2 separate regions of the Homo sapiens genome follow, and region 2 is linked to region 1. A link is a loop called in an ENCODE intact Hi-C map of the cell type or tissue named here. Cell type or tissue: right lobe of liver. All regions are shown on one strand. Links, peaks and the distances in the headings refer to the core of each region. The heading gives the core; the rest is flanking DNA.

Region 1 (11,313 bases), core at 1,707-9,706:
ACATCTTCCATCCCTAAAGAAAGGAACATGAAAGGGAAAGAGTAAAAGACATCATGTAGGAATACAGGTAAGAATCTTCTAGGATGCCAGGCAAGCAGAATGAAGACAGACTGCCCGGGTTTTAATCCGGTCTCTACCAATGACAACTGCGTGACCTTGGGAACAGTTCTGAACCTCTGAGTTGCAGCCTCCTCATTATAAGATAAGGATAATAGTAATTGCTTCTTCTGGGGTCCATGGAGAGATGAGATGAAATAACACATGTTTAAGCATCAGTCTTGTGCTTGGCATGCAGTGAATGGTCCAGTAGCATTAGCGACCCAAAAACCATCCCACCATGAGGATCTGGGGCAGCAGCTGACAGTCTGTATGCTTGCAGCTTCTTAATCTGCCAGCTGCTGGTATCACCACCTCTGACTGTGACACCGAATTACCCTTCATCCTCTGCCCCGTCACTTACTAGCTCCTGAGGAGATGACCCCAACAGGTAACTCCTTCCAGATTTGACCATGTCTACTACAGGAGACTTTTCCCCATTGTAATAACATGTTGATTATCCCTCCCACATAAATAGCATAGCTCTTTAACCCAAATCCCAGCAAGGCAGTTGGATAAATATTTAACCAAGTATCAGAGGCATGGGAGGCAACTCTGATGGTACAAAGAGCAGTTGGAAAATCTTTCTCTTTGAGGCCTAAAGTCGCCAGTTTTGCTCTTCAGAAATGTTCGCATAAACACTTGTGTGCAATTGCATGCTATGCTCAAAAACAAGCCCTGCTAAAATGACCCAGGCCTCAGAGATTTTGTGTCATTGTGGCTTAAATCTTGCTCTTCGGTTACTAGCTGGGTGACCTGGGTCAGGTCACCTTACTTGTCATGTCTCTATCTTCAAATGAGGGTCATGTAGCACCTGAGTCCAGGGCAATATTTCTCAACCTTGGCACTACTGGCATTTTGGTGGGGAGAATTCTTTCTGTAAGGGCACTGTCCTGTGCATTACGGGGTGTTTAACAGCATATGTGTCCTTGACCCACTAGATAATAGTAGCACCCACCCCTAATTGTGACACGTCTTCAGATATTTCCCATGATCTTTGGGGTGCAAAATCACCCCCAGTTGAAAACCTCTGATCTTGGCTGCAGATTTAAATGAACCATGGGTTTTGAGTGCTTAGCACAGTTACTGGTATATAGGAAATATCCAAGTAAAAGGGACCTCTCAACGGAGAGAGAGTAATCACAGTTGCCTGCCACATCAAACTGTTCTTTTTATTATTATTTTTTTTATTTTTTTACCTAGAATTAGAGGAAGTGGAAAACAATTCTAATTGTACAAAGGACAGTTGGAAAATTGTTCTGTTTGAGGCCCAAAACCTTTCTCGGGCCAGTTTTCCTCCAGAAATCGCAGAGTAAACACCTGTGTATAATTGCATGCTATGCTTGAATAAGAAGAGTTGAAGATAAACCCCTCTAAAACAGGTCTCCCTCTGGTGCCCAGGTTGGAGTGCAGTGGCACGATAGTAGCTCTCTATAACCTTGAACTCTTGGGCTCAAGCGATCCTCCCACTTCAGTCTCCTGAGTAGCTGGGAATACAGGCACATGCCATCACATCTGCTAATTTATTTTTGCCATGGGGTCTCACTTTGTTGCCTAGGACGGTCTTGAACTCCTGGCCTCAAACAATCCTCTTGTCTTGGCCTCCCAATGTATTGGGATCATAGGCATGAGCTACTGAGGCCGTCCCAAGCTATTTAAAATACTTCAGAATTACTTTATACCAAAGCAAGCAATCTTAGAGATTCTTACAAGTCTACAAATTAAAAGATCTAGAAGAGTTCACAGTTTCAGCCTTGAGTTCTGTCTCAGTCCAGACTGTGGGATCATTCCTGGACTTTTCCTTGCTGAGCCAGCTGCCTTAAAAGAATCATTTGGCAAGTCATTCAGCCAGTCTCTCAGCTGCTCAGTGGCAAGATGGGAAGCCTAGGCTGAGATTTTCTTCCCTGACACTCTTTAGGGAGATTGTGGGACAAGGGGGAAAGTGGGTAGAGCAAGACTGAGTGAACCTCCTCATGCTGGGTTGTGTGAGAGATTTACATGCCTATAGTCAATTCATTCTAACATCCACAGAATGCAGATATTAATTAATTTTCTAGATCAAGCACTCTGTAACCCAAGTTTGTGTAACTGGTAAGTGATAAAGTCAGGATATGAACCGGGATCTGTTTTACTCCAAGTACTATGTGCTTTCTACTTTTCCAGGCTGTTAAGCAAGAACATGTCAGACAAGGAGGGGCATAAAAAAAAAAACCCTAACTCTGTTCTGTTTAAATGGTAATCAGGAAGTGTTGGCAATTTAGGGCTGTCTCTTACTCCATTGCTTCTCAACACTGACATATGTGGGTATCACTTGGAGATCTTGCTAAAAGGCAGAATCTGACTGGGTTGGTCTGGGTGGAGCCTAAGATTCTGCATGTCTATAACTAGTTCCTGAGTGATGTTGGCGGTACTAATCCCCGGACCACATTTTCAAGCTTGAGATGCATCAGAATCACCGGAGGGCTTCTAAATACACAATTGCTAGAAATCAAAACCTCAATAAGATAACATACCCCCTAAAATGGCCGTAATGAAAAACCACCATAATATAATATACACCCTAAGATGGCTATAATAAAAAAAAAACACACAGAAAAAACACATGTTGGTGAGAATGTGGAGAAATTGGAACCCTCTTATACTACTGGTAGAAATATAAAATGGTTCAGCAGATGTGGAAAACATTTGGCAGTTCCCCAGTAAGTTAAACTTAGAATTACTGTGTGACCTAGCAATTCTACTCCTGGGTGTATATGTAAGAGATAGAAAAGAGGTGTTCAAACAAAAACTCACTCATACATAGATGGGCATAGCAACATTATTCACAATAGCCAAAGGTAGAAACAACTTAAGAATACATAAAAGGATCACTGGCTAAATAAAATGTGGCATATCCATATAAAGGAATATTTTTCAGCTTTACAAAGAGTGAAGTACTGATACACGCTACAACATGAATGAACCTTGAAAACATGATGCTAAGTACACATACGGTGGGGAGAGAGAGGGTCTTCACAATTCTTTTGTAAGCTTCAGAATGGTAACTTCAAGTCCCTTATTTTTAGCCTACTGTCAACAATATATCACAATGTAAAGGAAATAAAATGACCACCAGAATAATCAACAAAGTGAATGCTGAATTTATTCCCCTGCCAGGTAAGGGAACACAGCCCAGGGAACAAATTGACTGAATAGTTCACAGAGGCATTCGGGGGAATATGACTTAGAAGAGGGGATGATTTTTCGTGCCTATGCTAAGTAAGGATAGAAAGGGTGCAGTCTACGTCTAGGAAGAGTGGAAAGAGTCCATAGTTCTGTACATTATTGATTAAGGCAGGTCTTGTTGTTGACTACGTATGTCAGTCTGCTCAGACTGTCACAATAAAATATCACAAATCGTGTGGCCTAAACAACACAAATTTATTTTCTCACAGTTATGCAGTTTAGAAGTCCCAGATCAGCATGCCAGCATGGTTGGTTTTCTGGTGAGGGCTCTCTTCCTGGTTTACAGACAACTACCTTCTTGCTGTGTCCTCACATAGCCCTTCCTTGGTGCATGTTCAAGGAGAGAGTGTGAGGTGTCTGGTGTTTCTTCTTATAAGGACACTAATTCTGTTGGATCAAGGGCCTCATCTTTCTGATCTCATTTAACTTTACTTTTTTAGAGTCCTCATTTCCAAATACAGCTATCTTGAGGATTAGGGCTTTGAGATAGGAATTTTTGGGAAACACAAACATTAAGTCCATAACAAGGTGTGTTCTCTTAAGTTACCTAATGTTAGGTTATTCAAAGTGTCTGAGTAATGCAAGAGGAATAAGTTACATAGATCTGCTATACAACATTGTGCCAATAGTTAACAAAGCTGTATAGCACACTTAAAAAATATGTTAAAAAAGTAGAATTCACATTAAGTGTTTTTACCTTGAGAAAATTAAAAGTTAAATTAAAAAATTAGAGGCTGTAACTGGACAGACAATGAAGGGTTACATAACGTCAAAAAGCCTTAAGACACAGCGGCTCTTAATCAGCAACTTTGGACACCTATATTTATCTCATCTTACGTCATCTTAAACATTAACGGCAAGATTGGATGGATGAGGTTGAACCATACAATACTGCCATTTCATAGGTAAGACATGGTCTAATATTGGCAGTTCTTGCAGGGTTCAAATTAATGCAAAAGACAAATGAGTCTTAAATGTTTGATTCAAAGCATGCTTTTTGTTTAGATTGTCAATGTGGTATATGATCTACTGTCAACAAACTTCATATGTCATGTCTTAGTCTGTTTTGTGTTGCTATAACAGAATACTGCAGACTGGGTAATTTATAATGAACAGAAATTGATTGGCTCTTGGTTCTAGAGGCTGGAAAGTCCAAGATCAAAGGGGTGGCATCTTGTGAGGGTCTTCTTGCTGTGCTGTTCCACAGCAGAAGGTGGAAGGGCAAGAGAGAGGGAGAAAGAGAAAGAGAGCGAAAGGGGGCCAAAATCCCCTTTTTATGACGACCCCACTCTCAAGATAATGGCATTAATCCATTCACCCCATCCTCAACGCCTAATCACCTCTTGGTGCACCCCACCTCCTAACACTGTTTCATTGGGGATTAAGTTTCAACATACGCTTTTGGAGGGACACATTCAAACCACAGCGCTTACCCATAAGGCAGTGCATTATCACAAAAGCTCATGTGCACAAATATGTGACAAAACTCTAATGTTCAAGGTTTAATATTCAAAAGATTACTTGAATAAGTATTAAGTGCAGATTCTGATTCAGTGGGTCCAGGGTGGCTCTTAGTAATCCACATAGTAAACAACGGCTGCTGGAGATTCTGAAGCAGGTGCACTTATTACTCTAAGAAACCGTGAACATATGGAGCCTTTTGGGCTATTGAGATATTATTTTGAAAAGCCTGAGTAGCACTAATGGTAGAAAGCCCTTATATGGAGCTACTTTGTGCCAGGCACTATTCTAATATATTATTAATTTAACTTTCGCAACGATCCTATGATGCATGGACCATCATTATTAATTTACAGATAAAAAGGCAGAGACCAAATATAAAGTGACTATCCTGCTAACAGGTGGCTAATCAATGGCAGAGCTAGGATTTGAATGCAGTCAGTGTTGGCTCCTCTGCTAACCTGTTTGTCTTCTATCTGACCAACCTTCAACATCTATAAAGGTCATGGAGAAGTGAGAACTCTGGCTAACCCCACGAACTGGGATTGCCACACAGCCCATGCTGTGATTTTGAACAAGTTGCTGTAACTTCTTTGGCCTCCCTTATTAGTAATAGAAAGGAGTTGGATTTCAAACGCTAAGATTTCATGAAACTATAAATCACTTACATAAAAATCCGCTGGCCATCTGTGGCAAGATTAACCAGTTTAATGAGAGTCTGCTTGATGCCAGACATCGTGTTAAAATTATATCAGTTAAGCCTTGGGACCTTTTGTGTTTAAGTGACAGGGCCAAACCCCAAGTTAGCTTACACCAAAAATGGAAGAGGAATTTACTAGCTCTTCAATTGTCTGAGAGACAATAAATTACTAGCTCACCAATTGTCTGAGAGAAAGAATAAATAAGCTCACTGGTGTCTCTTCTTAAAAGGGCACTAATCCCTCTCATCATGAAGGCTCCACCCTCAGGACTTAATTACCTTCCAAAGGCCCCATCTCCAAATACCATCACACTAGGGGTTAGGGCTTCAAAATACGAATTTTGATGGGGGTGGGCACAATGTTCATAGCACCCCCACCCTTCAGGTAACCACTGATCTGTTTTACTAGAGATTAATTTGCATTTGTTGAACTTTACATGAAGGGAATTATACCAAAGAGTACATACCCTTTTGTGTTTGGCTCTCTCACTGCCCATAATTGTTTTGAGACATCCATATTGTTACATGTATCAAGTTCATTCCCTTTTATGGCTGAGTTGTGTTCCATCATATGGCTGGACTACAGTTTGCTTATCCATTCACCCAGTGGATGCTTCTTTCACTTGGGAAATCTTTGCCAAGCCTGGGAGCCCTGTTGTTATGGGTCTAGTCTTCGTGTGAGACTTCATGAGGCACTGTGAGCCCTACTGTCTTTGCTCCTTCATAACATCAGTGTCTTCCTGCTGAAGACCACCAGGAATGCACCTCAATTCATATTCTGGGGCTGCTGTCACAAATCACCACAAACGGAGTGGCTTAAAACATCAGAAATTTTTTCTTTCGTAGTTCTGGAGGCCAGATGTCTAAACCAAGTGTTAGCAGGGCTGTGCTCCTTCTCGAGGCTCTGGGAAAGAATCTGTCCTTGCCCCTTTCAGCTATTGGTGGCCCTAGGTGTGCCTTGGCTTGGGCAACATAACCCAAATCTCTGCTTCCATCTTCATGTGGCCTTCTCCCTTGTGCCTTCTCTTTTTCTGTCTCTGATAAGGACACCCATCATTAATTAGATTTAGGGCCCATCCTAATCCAGGATGGCCTTTCCTAGAGATCCTTGCCTCAGTGACATCTTCAGAGACTCTTATTCCAAGTGGATCACTCCCTTTCTTGGCTTCCTTTGATCTTGCCTTCCATTACTTCCTTATAGCTGGTCCAGTGACAAACTCAGTTTAAGGCTCAATCTCACCAGCTTCTAAGCTAAATATGATTTAGGTGGGAAACAGAGCATCTGCTCTAGCCCTAGAATAAGTCCTTTCTCACATCCTCTTAAAGAGATGCCCCACCATTTCCCAGGATGTATGTTATTCCTCGTTGCAACAAGTATTGAGCACAATCTGTTCGATTACAGGTGCTGTAGTGGGTTGAATAGTGGACCCTCCTCCCCACAAAAAGATATGTTTACCAGGAACCTCAGAAGGTATGTTGGTCAGGCTAGAAGATCAGGGCCTGGTCGGTAGGTGCTCTTCATCTTACCTAAACTACATTGTTTTTTTTTTTTTTTTTTTTTTTTTTTTTTTTTTGAGACGGAGTTTCACTCTTTCGAAAGGCTGGAGTGCAGTGGCGTGATCCCAGCTCACTACAACCTCTGCCCCCTGGGGTCCAAGCGATTCTTACGTCTCAGCCTCATGAGTAGCTGGGATTACAGGCATGCGCCACCACGCCTGGCTAATTTTTGTGTTTTTAGTAGAGACGGAGCTTCACCATGTTGGCCAGGTTGGTCTCAAACTCCTGACCTCAGGTGATCTGCCCACCTTGGCTTCCCACAGTGTTGGGATTACAGGCATAAGCCACTGCGGCCAGCCCTAAATTACATTTTGCTTAGGAGTTGGACAAGATTGAGCCTTCAACTTGGTTTGTCATCATACCAGCTGCAATAGGGGAGCCAAAGAAGGCAGAAGCAAATGAAGCTACACTGTGGGAATGAGCAAGAACATTGCTCACCTGGGCTCAGGGGGCCTTGCCTGCCTTTGTCTGCCCAAGTCACTGATACCAGTTCCTACATACAGTAGACACTGATTAAATATTTATTGGATGAACAAATGAACATTTCTAACTTTGCTTCTTTTTCTCCCATTATTCCCATAGGAGGGGCCCCAATGGAAAGGCTGGCATCTTATGGCTCATCAAAGGCGGCTGTGACCATGTTCTCATCAGTTATGAGACTGGAGCTTTCCAAGTGGGGAATTAAAGTTGCTTCCATCCAACCTGGAGGCTTCCTAACAAGTAGGTTTCTGAGCCCAAGAACCTGTGATGTTCATCCTGGAAGGAACCCCGAAGGTCCTCTTGGTCTGACAGAGCACACATTGAACCCCTCATTGTTGTCAAAGATGAGCACAGCCAGAGATCAGTTAAAGGGGTGAAAACAGGTTTGATTCAGTAACTGCTGACAGTAGGGGAAAGAGCTAAGCTCCATTCTGATTTGTGCGAAGGTGTTTTAAACATTTTAAAAGGAAAACCAGGGAGAGGGGAAAGCATGGCTCAGTAAGTCAGATTAGTGAAAAAGTACAAGGGTCCATCAGTGTCCATGCAGAGGGGCCAGCTGTGTCTGCCAGCTGGCAATTAAAGAAGTCCAGATTCTGTCTTCCCACAGAGACAGAGAAACAGAGGTCTGATCCTTGATGATTCAGTTCCAAAGGAATGGCTCTCAGATCCTGGAGAGAAATGCTTCTGCATTGCAAGAGCTATATATTTACAATTTAAAGTTCTTTTTTAGTAAGTATTTCAGGAAAGGGAAGTCAGGGACCTCTCAGGGATGTCTTGGATAGAACAAATAGTAAAATTTTCTGGCAAGGTTGAGCCTTCTTAGGCAGGCATTTTAGGGAGGGGCTGGTGTTATCCAAGGGACAGGGCCTTATGCTGCTAGAAACTGTGCTGGAGTTTCGTTAAGTCTCTTAGTGCAGGGGGTTGGGAAGGGGTTGTCATGCATCCAGAGCTCTCCAGCTCTCAGTGTCCACCCAGCAGGGCTTGGGTTGCATGGGCCTCTTCTAAGTGCCATGCTCTCCATGTATGGCTTCACCCCTGCTTCCTTTCACAAAGGAATTGCGTTGGCTTATAAGTCATCAGCAAGCAGAGGCCACACTGGGTTAGAACCCTGGTCCCCTGGTGCCTGCTCTGAGCGGGACCTTTCTGGGACACACACTCCCTCCCTCAATGGTAGAGTTGTATTTGGTCTGTGGGAACGCAGCTCAAAAATGGTCCCTAACTGACTCTCACCAATTTTGATTATTTTCATTGCCCCACCCAAACCTGTTTAACAATGTATAATCCATTAGTTTCATACTAGGTTTCTTTATTTGGCTTCAGAGCTTATTTTCATCTAAAAGTTTGAGCAGATAGTCAGAGTAACATTTATTAGTCTTTTGCTGCCATTGGCCAAGAAGGTTTCCTTCCCCAGCTTCTTTATATTTCAGAAACAATATTTTTCTCCTTCCCTCTGAAGAATATGACCCACCTCCCCTCCACCCCAAGAGGAGAAGGCCCTTCTCTCCACTCCCCTCCCTGCATATCTGAACTCTGGGAAGAGGCAGCCTACCCCAAGGCTCAGTCTTCAGTTCTGGGCCATCAAACATTTAACCGATGATTCAAGTGAAGATGTAAAAAGTATGTCTAATAAAAGACCACAGACTGGGAGGTATTGCTAAATGCACGAAAGAACAAACCCTAAAGGTTTGAATGTTATCCCAAATGCAAAAGATAAAATCTATACAGAAATATTGAAATTTTGGCTTGAAACACTTGATAGCTGAGAACCTCCTAAGGTTGCAGAGGGGGTGCAAGACTCAGAGAAAGGGACAGAGACCCAGAGAAAGGGATATGGGTCAACACGATGACAGGCAGGACCAGGGCGATAGAAATGCAGAGAAGATGAAGTCTTGAGATGGGTTTCCAACTTGGGGACTCCCTGGGTTGGGAGGAGAATTGAGGAGAGGAGATGGAGAAGAGACATGGGTCAGAGGTGAAGCCAAATGTGCTGGTTGGACTGAGAGACTGGGATACAAAGAGAGGGAAGCTGCTTGAGAGCTGGTACAAGAGGGAAATGGTGAATTTGATTTTGAATCTGGCAGGAGGATTGAGTGTTTGGTGACACAGCCCAAAGAGAATTCCAACACACAGATGTAAAATTCCATTTAGACGAGAGAGCAATCCTGCAGTTAGGTTATGATTTTGGAGATTCAGTATAATTGCTATGCATAATAGTTCTGGAGAGCTGTTCTCACCCACTTACCATACATTCTTTACTGATGTTGATCTTAATTTTTAAAATCGAGAAATATATAAACAGAAAAAAGCATTATACGCACAGGGTTCAACAAATTATTATAAATCCTCTTGTACTTAACACCCAGATCAAAAAATAAAACATTACCAACACCCAGAAGCCCCTATATGATCCTCTACCATCACAGCCCTCTCCAACCTCCCAATAGGTAATCACCTCTTACTTTTTGTAATGATCATTTATTTGCTTTTCTTTGTAGAGTCACATCCAGCCCACTTAATAGCATTTGACTTTAACTGCTTTTGCACTTTCAATGGAATCAATATGTATGTATCCTTTTGTGTCTGGCTTCTTTCACTCAATATTCTGATTAGACAATTTATCTGCACTGTGTGTAGCTGTAGTCCACTCATTTCATTGCTGTGCAGTATTCTGTGAATATGCCATGATTTTCTACTGTTGATGGGATGTTTGAGTCCCTTCTAGTTTGAACAAGTATGAACAATGCAGCTATGAACTTTCTGGTACATGTACTTTGGTTTTTGTGTGCTTGAATTTTCCCATGACACATGCTGCAGAGTGAAATTGTTACCAAAAAGGGCTCCTGATCCAGATTCCAAGAGAGGGTTTTTGGATCTTGTGTGAGAAAGAATTTGGGGTGAATCTGTAGAGTAAAGTGAAAGCAAGTTTATTAAGAAAGTAAAGGAATAAAAGAATGCCTACTTCTTAGGCAGAGCAGCAGCATGGACTGCTTGACTGAGTATACTTATAGTTACTTCTTGATTATATTCTAGACAAGGAGTGGATTATTCATGAGTTTTCTGGGAAAGTGGGAGGGATGGCCTGGAACTGTGGGTTCCTCCCCCTTTTAGACCATACAGAGCAACTTCTGGACATTGCCATGGCATTTATAAACTGTCCTGGTGCTGGTGGAAGTGTCTTTTAGCATGCTAATGCATTATAAGTAGCATATAATGAGCAGTGAGGATGACCAGAGGTCACTGTTGTTGCCATCTTGATTTTGGTGGGTTTTGGCTGGCTGCTTTACCACATCCTGTTTTATCAGCAGAGTTACTATGACTTGTATCTTGTGATACCAATCCTGCCAACCTCTTATCTAATCCTGTGATTAAGAATGCTTAACCTCCAGGGAATGCAGCCCAGCAGGTCTCATTCTCATTTTACCCAGCCCCTATTCAAGATGGAGTTACTCTTGTTCAAATGCCTCTGAAAGAATGACTAGATCATAGAGTTTTCCTGTCTTCAGCTTTACTGAATCATACCAACCTGTTTTCTAAAATATTGCTCCAATTTATACCTCTACCCTTTCTATGTATACTCCAATCACCACAACTCTGAGGAGCAGGTTTCATTGACATTATTCTCCAGGTGATGGTGCTGAGTTGGGGTGGATAACATGCCCTTGGGTGGGGATCTGGTATCCCACGTACACCGTGATGGTGGAAAATTTGAGATCAGATCCTGAGATGCAGTGCCTGGGTTCTTCCTTTTATATCAGGCTGCCCCCCAGTTTAAAGCTATTTGATGAGCTCTCTCA
Region 2 (11,313 bases), core at 1,400-9,399, 57 kb before region 1:
TCTAATAGTCTCATCCTAGGTTTAATATCCCTTCTGGAGATACAGATACAAGTGTGTTTCCTTCTGTGAACCTTGGCCATGACTATCTGTGCCAAAGTTGTATATCAGTTGCCTTCAGCTTCTATTTCTCAAGTTGTAAGACCAAAGAAGAAAGGACAGAAACCAGAAAGAATTAGACTGCAGGAATTTTTGTTGGGACCAAAAAGACGCTTGTGATAATTGCTGCCATGGAAAACTGTGACATGACAGACCATTTACACAGACTGTCCTTATAGCCAATAAAAGTTAGGTATTATTATCTGCAGTATTGGTGAGCAGGTAGTGGCTCAGAGCAGAGAGAGCAGGGCTCATTGTCAATTAAGTAGCAGAGTTGGAATTCTAACCCAGGTCGTTCTAACTCAAAGCCACCATGTTGTACATCAGTGGGGCTCCCATACCTTTGAACTTTGAATGCTGGTTAAGATTTCTTACCAAAACTGTGGAAGTCATGTAGGCTTGCCAACTTTTAATTTTGCCAAGTAAGGGCATCAAACAGCAACAACCGTTAAGTGTGATCACCTACCACAGTGGTCTCATATACAAAAAGCTATTTTAATGCCTGAAAGAGGAGGAAGGCTATCATCTCTGAAGTCAGTCCCTTCAGTGAGGTGAATTTTCTTACGGAAATTCAATATGTTGTCCTTCCTGCTGATGTCCTCTCACCATGGACCAGGGAAAGTGAGCACTCTCTCCAGACGCCATCTAAGAACCACTTCAGGAGGTCACGCTATCATCACTGCCCTGACAGAGGGTTGCTCTGGCTTGGCTGACCAATGTGGAAGGGGTTGCAAGGACTCCCCTCTGCTGTTGAAAGGGGCTGGAAAAACATTCAGCCTAGTAATAGAGGGGCATCCATTCTATGAGCTCCCCCTGTTCAGGGTAGAATTCTCACACTCTGTTCCTTTCCAAGAATGAGGAAAGGAAGTGGAGATGGTGGATGTAAAATTTAAGAAATTTAGGAGGGAGAATAAGAAAAGAGGGAGAGAGAGAGAGAGAGAGAGGGAGGAAGAGAGACACAGAGAGAGAAAGAGAAAGAGAGAGAGAAAAATACTGGGACACATGGGCAGAAATATTTTTATACATGTGGATCTCTTAATGTATTTAGGAGAAGTAAAGTTGTGTAGACAGAGAGTCCTTGTCAGTATCCAAGCGAGTAAATCGAGACAGAGTTCAGGGATCTTTCAATCTGTGTTTTACTAACAGAATTCACTGATTCACTGTGTATGGAACACAAAGGCATGCAGGAGCGTGCCTTACTCGTCACGCACACGCAAGCCTCAAGGGCAAGGAGGGGTCTGTATCTCTAATTATTGGTCCGGAATAAACATTTAGCAAATAATTGATGAATCAGGGAGTGGACTAAAAGCCAATCATCAGGTAAATCTATTAATGTTTAATTTCAGTGGATTGCCTCACCCTACCCTTATTGCTTCATTTTTTGATTTATAGTCATAAGCGGCAGATAAAGGCAAAGTTGGCTAGGGAGCAGTCTCCACAAATAGAAACCCATAGGAAGAGTAAAGAACATGCAAGTCAGGGTAATTTCTGACCCATCAGTCGGGAGGAGGTTCCTGAAGTCAAGTGTTATTGAATGAGAAATCTGGACCAGACACTGTACTTGACATTTGACCAGCATTTATCTCACATGACCTTCCTAAGAACACAATGAGGGAGACACTATTAATACTATCCCCAGTTTACAGACTGCAGAGCCCAAGGAGATGCTTAGCAGCTGGGCTTGAGAGCTGTAATGGAGCAAGGAGGGAACCCACATCGGCCTTCAACAGCCTTCCTCTGGTCCAGCAGCTGTGAGCAGGCCTACTTGTTGGAAGTGGACTGACTGGTTGACTCGCTGGCAGTGCATGTGCACAAACACATACACACGTGCACACACAGACACCTACACACAGATACAGAGAGATACACATACACATCTACATATATACACACATGCAAACACACATATATACCCACACAGATACAGAGATACATGTATATATCTACATATATACACACAAGCACACACATACCTACACACAGATACAGAGAGATACACATACACATCTAGGTATATACACACATGCACATACATACGTATACCTACCCTCAGATACAAAGAGATGCATGTACACAGCTAAATATACACACACATGCACACACATACCTACACACAGATACAGAGAGATACACATTTATGTATATACACACATGCATACACACATATATACCTACACATAGATACAGAGGTATATATATATATATATACACACATTCACGTCTACATATATACACATGTACATACACACATATACCTACACACAGATACAGAGATGTACACATCTATATATATATATACACACATGCACATACACACATATACTTACACACAGATACAGAGATGTACCCATCTATATATATACACACATGCACATACACACATATACCTACACACAGATACAGAGATGTACCCATCTACATATATACACACATACACATATACACATATACCTACCCACAGATACAGAGATGTACACATCTATATATACATAGACACATGGACATACACACATGTACCTAAGCACAGAGAGATACATGTACACATCTACATGTATATTCACATACACACATATACCTACACACAGAGATATACACATCTACTTATGTACACATATGCACACACATACATATACTGACACAGATACAGAGATAGACACTTCTACTTATGCATACACACTTGCACATACATACACATATATTCACTCAAAGACACACACGAATATACAGATATACCTGCACACATGCACATCCACGCACCTATGCATGTGTGCACTTGTACAACACCCTTACACATATCTACACATGCATGTGCACACACACATATACACACACATGAATGGAGACACCCCCACACGCTTCCCACATCCGCCCCATACCCCATACGTACACTCACAGACACAGACACACAACTCTACACACATGTGTACATAAACATACATGTACGCATGTACACACATACACGAATACCCACATACCTACATATGGATATACGTACCCTCACTTACACACACACAGACACAGGCACACCTACACACACGTACACCTGTGCACAAGCACACACATACAGGTTTATACACATATACATGCCCCCAGAAAGACAGATACACACACACACACACACACACACACACACACACACACACCACTCTGCAAATAGCCTGGTTACATACCAAGTTGTGATGTGAATTTCCATCTGACCTCACACTGAGGCATTTGTCACAATTCATAAACCAATACTGATACATTAGTATTTTTATTTTTATTATTTTATTTTATTTTATTATTTTTTGAGATGGGGTGTCGCTCTGTCACCCAGGCTGGAGTGCAGTGGTGCGATCTCGGCTCACTGCAAGCTCCGCCTCCCAGGTTCATGCCATTCTCCTGCCTCAGCTTCCCGAGTAGCTGGGACTATAGGCGCCCGCCACCACGCCTGGCTAATTTTTTGTAATTTTAGTGGAGATGTGGTTTCACCATGTTAGCTAGGATGATCTCGATCTCCTGATCTCGTGATATGCCCACCTCGGCCTCCCAAAGTGCTGGGATTACAGGCATGAGCCACTGTGCCCGGCCAATACATTATTATTAACTGAAGTCTATACTGTATTCAGATTTCCTTGGTTTTTACCTCATGTCTCTTTTCTGTCTCAGGTTTCCACATTACATTTAGTCGTCACGTCTCCTTGGGCTTCTTTTTGCTGTGACTGTTTCTCAGAATTTCCTTGTTTTTTGATGGCCTTGACCCAATACTTGCTGGGTATTTCATAGAATGTTCTGCAATGATAAAGTTGCCTTTTTTTTTTTAAATCACATCATACTATCAACATGATTTGCCATTGTTGGTGCTGACCCTCACTACCTGGGTAGTGTTCGTCTGGTTTCTACGTGGTAACGTTGCTCTGTTTCTCTGTTTTCATGCTGCACTCTGGAAGAAAGTTACCATGTGTAGTTCACACTTAATGGGGAGTTACACTCCAAGTCCTTGAGGTAAGGAGTATTTATGTCCATTATTTATAATTCTTCAGCATGTGAGATTTGTCTCTTCTCATCCACCTAGCTGATAATGTATTTATATCACTATGGAGGAATGGGTATTTATTTATATTTTGGATAATTTCTCCTCATGTGTATGATATTTTACTATAAAAAGTTAAAAGTGACGCAGAAACTATAAAAACGAATTTTATTTGATAACAAACACCGTGGTAGTCAAGAATAGGGCACTTTTGTTAAAAGAGCAAATAAGTCTTTGGACACATAAGCAAAAATAAAGCTTCAAGGATAGGGGAGGTGATAATCTTACTCTATTCTATGTTCTTTGCACTGTACTGAAAATATTGTGCCCAGTTCTGGGCCTAATCTTTCAGGGGAGATGTAAGTAATTGGATGCCATTCTGAGAAGTGGCTGCAGATCCCTGAAACCCTATACAAAAAAAAAAAAAAATGAGATCTGACTTACTTGGAATTTATGATAATTGAGGAGTTTAGACATCTTTACCACGTATTATTTCAAAGATAGAAAAAAGGCATGGTCCAGCCCCAAGTTCTGGCTATCTTCTCCTAGTCTCCCCACTCCTGCCCACTGTATAAAATAGATAAATATGTAATACATGATATTTGCGCAATCACAAACACTCCAAACATTAGTTATCACCCTAATGCTCAAAAAGCAACAAACGAACAAAAAACTCGTATTACCAACAAGATCTCTGTGATGTCCCTGAGATGATCTGTTATGGCTGGTACCACCCTGTCCATGTCCTGAACTTTGGGTCACTATGACATCAACACACAGTCATTCTCTGCTTGGCAAATCATGCCGTCATTATGTTACCCTCATCATAGGAAAATGTTCTTCAATTATTGTAACAATGTGATTTTAAAAATGTTTGAGCTCTGAAATATCTTTCAAATATCTGAAAGAAATAGAACAAGACATCCTCTGACTCCACGTGGAGTGGGAAGACAAACGTCAAGATGAATTTGACCTAGAGGAGAATGTTCTAATATCCCGAGCCATCTTGAATGGGAAAATCAGCCTTCAGAGGAAGTGAAGTGCCTGTTCTCAGAGATGTTCTGGCAATAGACAAGATGACCACTTGGTGGGGATGTTACAGAGGGAATTCCCATTTTAGATGGGAAGTTCCTTCTTCAAGTTCTCTTCTAAACTCAACATCCACCAATTCTAAGAAAGTGTACATTGGAGGATTCTCAGCATTTTTTTTTCCCCAGCATTTTTTGCCCAGCAATTTTTTTTGGGGGGGCGGCAATCCTTTCTTTTGGGTAGGATGTTTTGTTTTCAGATGGCATTTTCCAAAAGGCCCCTCTGCTGGCAGGAGGAAATGACACATTGACCCACTGGCGTCATTAGCAAGAATGAGTTGGTCCAATTGGCTCCTTTTCCCTGGAAGGCTGAGAGCAAGCCTGCAAGCAAGGGGACACTGGCCAAGCCATGATGGCCTCGAGAATAGCTTCACGACAAAATGGTGGGGACAAACAAGGGACACGATTTAGCTCAATAGGATGCAGGAAATCTTCATTCAGCGGTAGCTCTGAGATGGACTGACCCTGAGGTTGGGATGAGGACATTCAGGGCTTAGAAAGGATTGGGCTAGTTCTCACCTGGGGATTCTGCAATTCCATATATTCCCCAACTGGTAAATAGCCTTCCTTTCCACCACCGTGCACCCCCACTAGTCTCTGCTCCTGCAGCAGGCCTCCTGGAAGCACTGCGTCCTCAACTCTGCAAGGCCAGGAACCGGGTCTATATTGTTCACTACTGAATTCCTCCATGGCTGGTGCAGAACTGGCCACCTAGAAGACTCTCAATAGAGATGTGATTCTTCCTATATTTTTCCAACAAATATTAATTATGTACATGTGATGTGCCAGGCACTGGACTGTGCACGTGGTGAACAGTAAAGGAAAAACAATAAACAGATAAGGTTCCTGCCCTCATGAAGTTTATGGTCTAGTAGGGGAGACAGAAAACGTTCTTAAACTGATCAAAGTAAATATATAATTGTGGATTGAGCTAAGCGCAACAAAGGCAATGAATAAAGCGTGCTGATAGGAGATACTCAGATTGGGTGACAGGAGGTGATGTTTAAGCAGATATCTGAAGGATGACAAAGGAAACAGCCGAGTGCTGAACTGAAAGAAGAAATAAATGAGTGAGGAGGTAGCTGTCAAGAACCTCTCTCTCTGCTCAGAGGAAAAAGGCTAAGAGGCAGTGGGTACTCTCAACAATGAGAAAAGTGCCTACCATCCATGAGTGCCTGTAAGTGCCAGGGACGATGCAAGAATGGTGTCATTCACTTTTCAAAACAGCCCTTGGAAGAAAGACTCCTCCTACCGCCAATTTACAGAAGAGGAAACTGAGGCTTAGGAAGGGCAGGTAACTTGCCCAGTGCCTCACAGCTAAGCCAGGATTCGAACTCAATTTAGAAGTCTGTGAGACCCGAAAGCTCATGTTCTTAATACTGTTCAGCCCCTTCACCATCAGGGCTCAGGGAGTATCCTTCATGGGACTTCTGTGTGGCCTGAGGGTGGCTTTTGCTCATAGATTTTACCCTCCCCTTGGGAGCCCCAGGACAGAGTAGGTCTGGGAACTCGCAAGGGCTGCCTCCAGGAGAAAAGCCACCTCTCTCAAGTGGGCGTGCACTTGGCAGGAAGCCTGCGCAGGTGTTTGGCTCAGCCCAAATGTGGGAGCCACTGACCAAATGCCAAGACTCTCAGCGAAGAGCCATAGCTAGTCCTGTCTCCCCACCTGGAAGCTGTTTTTCGAACGGAGCTAACTGCCAGGATGCTCTGGGCTGGTGAGGCCACAAGGATTGTGAGAGGTGCCCTGTGGCTCAGATGGCACCCAGGAAGGAATTGGGGTCTGTTGAGGGAGGGAGAGTTCAGGGCTAGCCAAAGGCAATTCCAGATCCCTGCCCCTAAGCTTCCTGGCCTGGAGCTGGTAACGTCTCCCTGACTCAAATGTCCATGTGGCTGGGAGGGCAGACAACAGTTGCCATCACTCCACGCAGACCCTCATAACTGCCTTGTTGTCCAACCCCACAGTCCCACAGCACAGTAATGGTTCACAAGACACTGCTTCCCACCCCTTCTCCCTTGGGTCTTGAGTTGGCTTTGAGCCCAGGTGGGCTCTGCCTCACCTCCCTTTACAGGGGATACGCTGCTGGGTCCCTTCCTTCCCGAGTCCTGCCTCCCCAACATCATCCACAAAAGGCATCCTCTCCCTTCCTCCTCCTGCCCCTCATTTAACTCCAGCACGTGTTTTGAGACAAGTCTATACTCCACTGGACACTTTGTTTTACACGACTTCCTCTTATTCTTCATTCTCCTCCTGTTTAAAAAACATGAATCACTAGCATTTATGAGGTTCCTTCTACTGTTCCAGGCAGGATATGATATTATTTTATAGCCAAAGGGATGAAGATCTAGGGAGGTGAAGTGACCCTCCCAAGACTATGTAATTAATAAGTAGTGGAGTTAAGATTAGATTTGAATAGAGGGAAACTGACCTCAAATAGAGAATGTTTCTCTCTAGCTATGCCAAAGTCCAGCCTTTATCACAACCTTGCCTCCCTCCAGCCAGGCATGTGGCCCACATGGGGCACGCCCTGAGCCCAGGTGCGGTGACCCCTCTCTGGCTTAGCACGGTTAGGTGGTGCTGTAGTTGCAGAGTGCTGGCTTTTAAGCCGCTTGTGAGTAAGGGATTTATTTTTTCCCAGCCTCAGTTTTTCTCTCTGTAAACTGACCATAATAATAACACCCACCTCAAACAGTTTTATAAGGTTGAAATGGGGTGAAAGTAGGAAAGATCTAGCACATAATGCACTAATTTTTTTTTTTTTTTTTGCCTAAAGCAGGCAGTGGAATAGAATGCTTAGGGGCATACAGCTCTGAGATCAGGCTGCAAGACTCCACTGCTGTGTGATCTTGACTAAGTCTCTTACCCTCTCTGTGTCCTGGTTTCCTCACCTGTAAAATTACTATAATACTAGAATCAACTTCATAAGGATATTGTATTCAAGGAGGATGAGAGGAGTCCCAGTGAATGGAGGCTGGCATAGAATAGGCTTACAATAAAGAGAAAGAACAAATAAGCAGCTATACACAGCCTCTGCCACAAAAAACTACCAATAGATATTAGCCGCTATTAGTTAATTGTCATTATTATCTCTCCCTGGCATGTTTCCACTCAGGCAAGACCAAAGCACTTTCCTCTACCAAGGAATATCTTCCTCTACTTTCATATCCCTCTCCATCCAACCCTTCAGCCTGCCTCAGTTGGGATTTGTAGGAGTCCTGAAGCTATGGACCAGATCAGAGGTGCCTTCCCTTCCAGAATCTATTTTCCAAACTTCATCGATTGCCTATATTTATATGCATGCATGCACACACACGCACACACACACACACACTCTCACTCACTCCCGAGTCAGAAAAAGGACTCAGCACCCAGACATACTGCAGGCTCTTGAAGAAGACAGTATTTTCCTGTGAGCTAGAGGATCTTCCTGTTATTCTCCATGCAGTTCAAATTCTGTCAATTATTATCCAGTTAGTCATCGCTCCAGAGGTGGACTGTCATTAAAAAAAAATAGAAGGTGTGTGTTTGTGGGTGAGTATGTGCATGTGTTGTGTATGCAGGGGGTGGGGAGGGGCGAGAGCGGTCAAATAGGAAGTGCCTTGGTATTTATGTTGAAGTGCACACTGGTTTAAATTACCCACTGGGAATATGATTATGCTTAATCTATGCTCAGTTGAAAGGGGCTGGGGCTGCTTTCTCCCCTCCCTTCTTGACTCTCTGTTCACAGAACTCAGGCTGCCTCCAGCCAGCCTTTGCCCGCTAGACTCACTGGCCCTGAGCACTTGAAGGTGCAGCAAGTCACTGAGAATGAGCACTTTCTTCTCGGACACAGCATGGATCTGCCTGGCTGTCCCCACAGTACTATGTGGGACAGTATTTTGCAAATACAAGAAGAGCTCAGGGCAGCTGTGGAGCTGGATGGTCTGCCTGGCAGGCCTCTGTGCAGTCTGCCTGCTCATCCTGTCCCCTTTTTGGGGCTTGATCCTCTTCTCGGTGTCATGCTTCCTCATGTATACTTACTTATCTGGCCAAGAATTGTTACCTGTGGATCAGAAGGCAGTCCTGGTGACAGGTAAGCAGACGGTGCTACAATTTTCACTGAGGGTATGATCTGAAACTTGCTTTGCCTTAGCAGGACTTTGTCAAATCTGGCTTAAAAATAAAATACTTGGCATGGAGTAAATGAAAGCCCTCACCCAAGTATTTTTCATGACACTGTTTTCGTTCCGTTTTTTCCAGGAGGTGCATTTGAAGGGGCTGGTAGTGGGAGGGAAGGAGAGGATGAAGTGCACCCAGACAATGATTTTGTTAAAATTTCCCAGGAATAAATATTAATAGGCAAAATGGCAATATTTCATGTGTTCTATTGTACCCAGGAATGTCCCATAGATTGTTTTTTAGGCTTAAATGGACTTTTGTTCTGACATCATTGTTTGGCCAGGTTCTCCACCTGGACTCTTCTTCCCTAGGTATGCAAGAACGCTTACAAGCCAAGTTCTACTTGTCCCTTGCTGTTTTGAAATATTGAAGGGATTCACTTACCTGGGCTGGAGACTTTGCAGTTTGCTTGGCTGCTGTCAAGAACCTTGTGTCCTGTCTGAACTGTTCCTCATTAGACCTCTAATGTTTCTTAATTGGACCAACTTGGCATCGTGTCCAACATTCAGTTGCCTGTTAGCTGAGCTGCCAGTTTTTCCCTTGTTTGTGTGTGTGTGTGTGTGTGTGTGTGTGTGTGTGTGTGTGTGTTTCCCCATTGCAAGTGTGAGGCCAAATTAAATTTCTTTGAGTTGTAAAATTTTTGCTTGGTTATGGAGTTTAAGCTTGGATAGGGCTGTAATTAGGATTATCCAGCGTTATCCTAACCCAGAAAGCCCTACCAAATAAAAAAAAAATCAGCTGTGGAATCATTTGGGGGAGATCATCACCCCTCTGACCATGATCCTCAGGGTGAAGGCAAGAATGGCATGGGGATGTGGTTGGGAGAAAATCTGGGGCTTGACAATTTGCAGAGAAACAGACTTTGTTTTTGGGTTAAAGTAAAATGCTTTCTTGAAACAAAATGCAAATTGGTGCTTGTTGGGGTTAGACAAGCCACAGAAAAGAAGCTTCTTTAAATTAATTTTTGAAAGTTTAGAGGGAGAAAATTCAGTCAATGGGATGTTTATCTGCAAGAATGTCTGATATCACCTGGAATCATGTATCTGGGAGTCTGGCTGGATTTTCCACTTTTTTATTAGAATTCTCAAATGGCTTATCGGTGAAATTTGTAAGAGAGTCTCAATTTTCCTGTTCTGTGTCCTGTTCTGTTATGAAACCTTAGGATGAGCTCAGGCAAACCACAGGGTAGCTGAGAAAATGGGAATCCCTTCTTGCTTGTTTATTTTGTCAACATTCTTTATCCTCTGCATTTCAAGATGCAGGTGTTAATTAATGCTCACAAAATATGCACCCAACTCAGTGAGCCCACATCAGCCACTGAAAGGTGCCGTGCATTTAGTGTTGAGTGAGGATGATTGAATCAATTAGGCAACTCAAGCTCAAGGACTAATCCCTGCATGAAATGCTTATGGCAATGAAGAAAGCTTAGAATTAAGATGAGCACTACATATATTTAAGGATGACTGAAATGTCACTTTCACGTTCTTTGTTATTTTCAAGTTCTCTGTCATTTTTATGAGGAATGCTATGTGCTCATATCATCCTAGACAAGGCCTCAAGACCTTTGTATGAAATCGAGAAATTTAAAATGAATTCATTTTGTTAGACCACAACTCTTTAAAGAATGAAGAAGCCACGCTGAGTTTGGAATAACCTTTGTTCCAGATTGGCTTATGATAACATAGATTAGCACGCATTGTGGTGGGGCAGGACCAAAGAAAAATGTGGCAGTGTACATCAAAACCATACATATGGTTCCTTTATCTGATAATTCAAGTCTTGGAAATTTATTTTGAAGACATAATCTGAAATATGAAAAAAAGAGTAGAAGCAAAACCAAAATGGCACATTCAACACAATCTTATTATTTAATTTAGATTAATATTAAATATCAAAAGCAACAAAAAGGGTGATAATATATGGTACATCCTCTGGGTATAACAATGTGCAACCATTAAAAA

What was found. Hi-C counts contacts between places; a loop is a spot of excess contacts. Peaks named below come from ENCODE experiments on the same cell type or tissue, not always from the same donor. Only the 100,000 strongest peaks of a DNase experiment are listed, where the experiment ranks them.
Region 2: a loop joins it to region 1, with 2.4 times the contacts of the local background. A loop is called at or near these places in 4 of 110 quality-filtered maps.

What each region holds. Positions count from the first base shown.
Region 1 is chr16:82,083,281-82,094,593 of GRCh38, forward strand. HSD17B2 (hydroxysteroid 17-beta dehydrogenase 2) reads left to right here. Exons shown (of 5, transcript NM_002153.3): 4 at 7,622-7,759. Among named protein-coding and RNA genes, the nearest start is that of HSD17B2-AS1, 22 kb to the left of the region's middle. In right lobe of liver, for the core only: no CTCF peak of the experiment used is centred there; a DNase peak (open chromatin) is centred at 5,311; H3K27ac peaks cover 2,971 bases.
Region 2 is chr16:82,026,424-82,037,736 of GRCh38, forward strand. HSD17B2 (hydroxysteroid 17-beta dehydrogenase 2) reads left to right here and starts at 8,830. Exons shown (of 5, transcript NM_002153.3): 1 at 8,830-9,266. The coding sequence starts at 9,002. In right lobe of liver, for the core only: CTCF peaks have their summits at 5,193 and 7,769; DNase peaks (open chromatin) are centred at 5,498, 7,728 and 8,768; H3K4me3 peaks cover 1,656 bases; H3K27ac peaks cover 4,864 bases.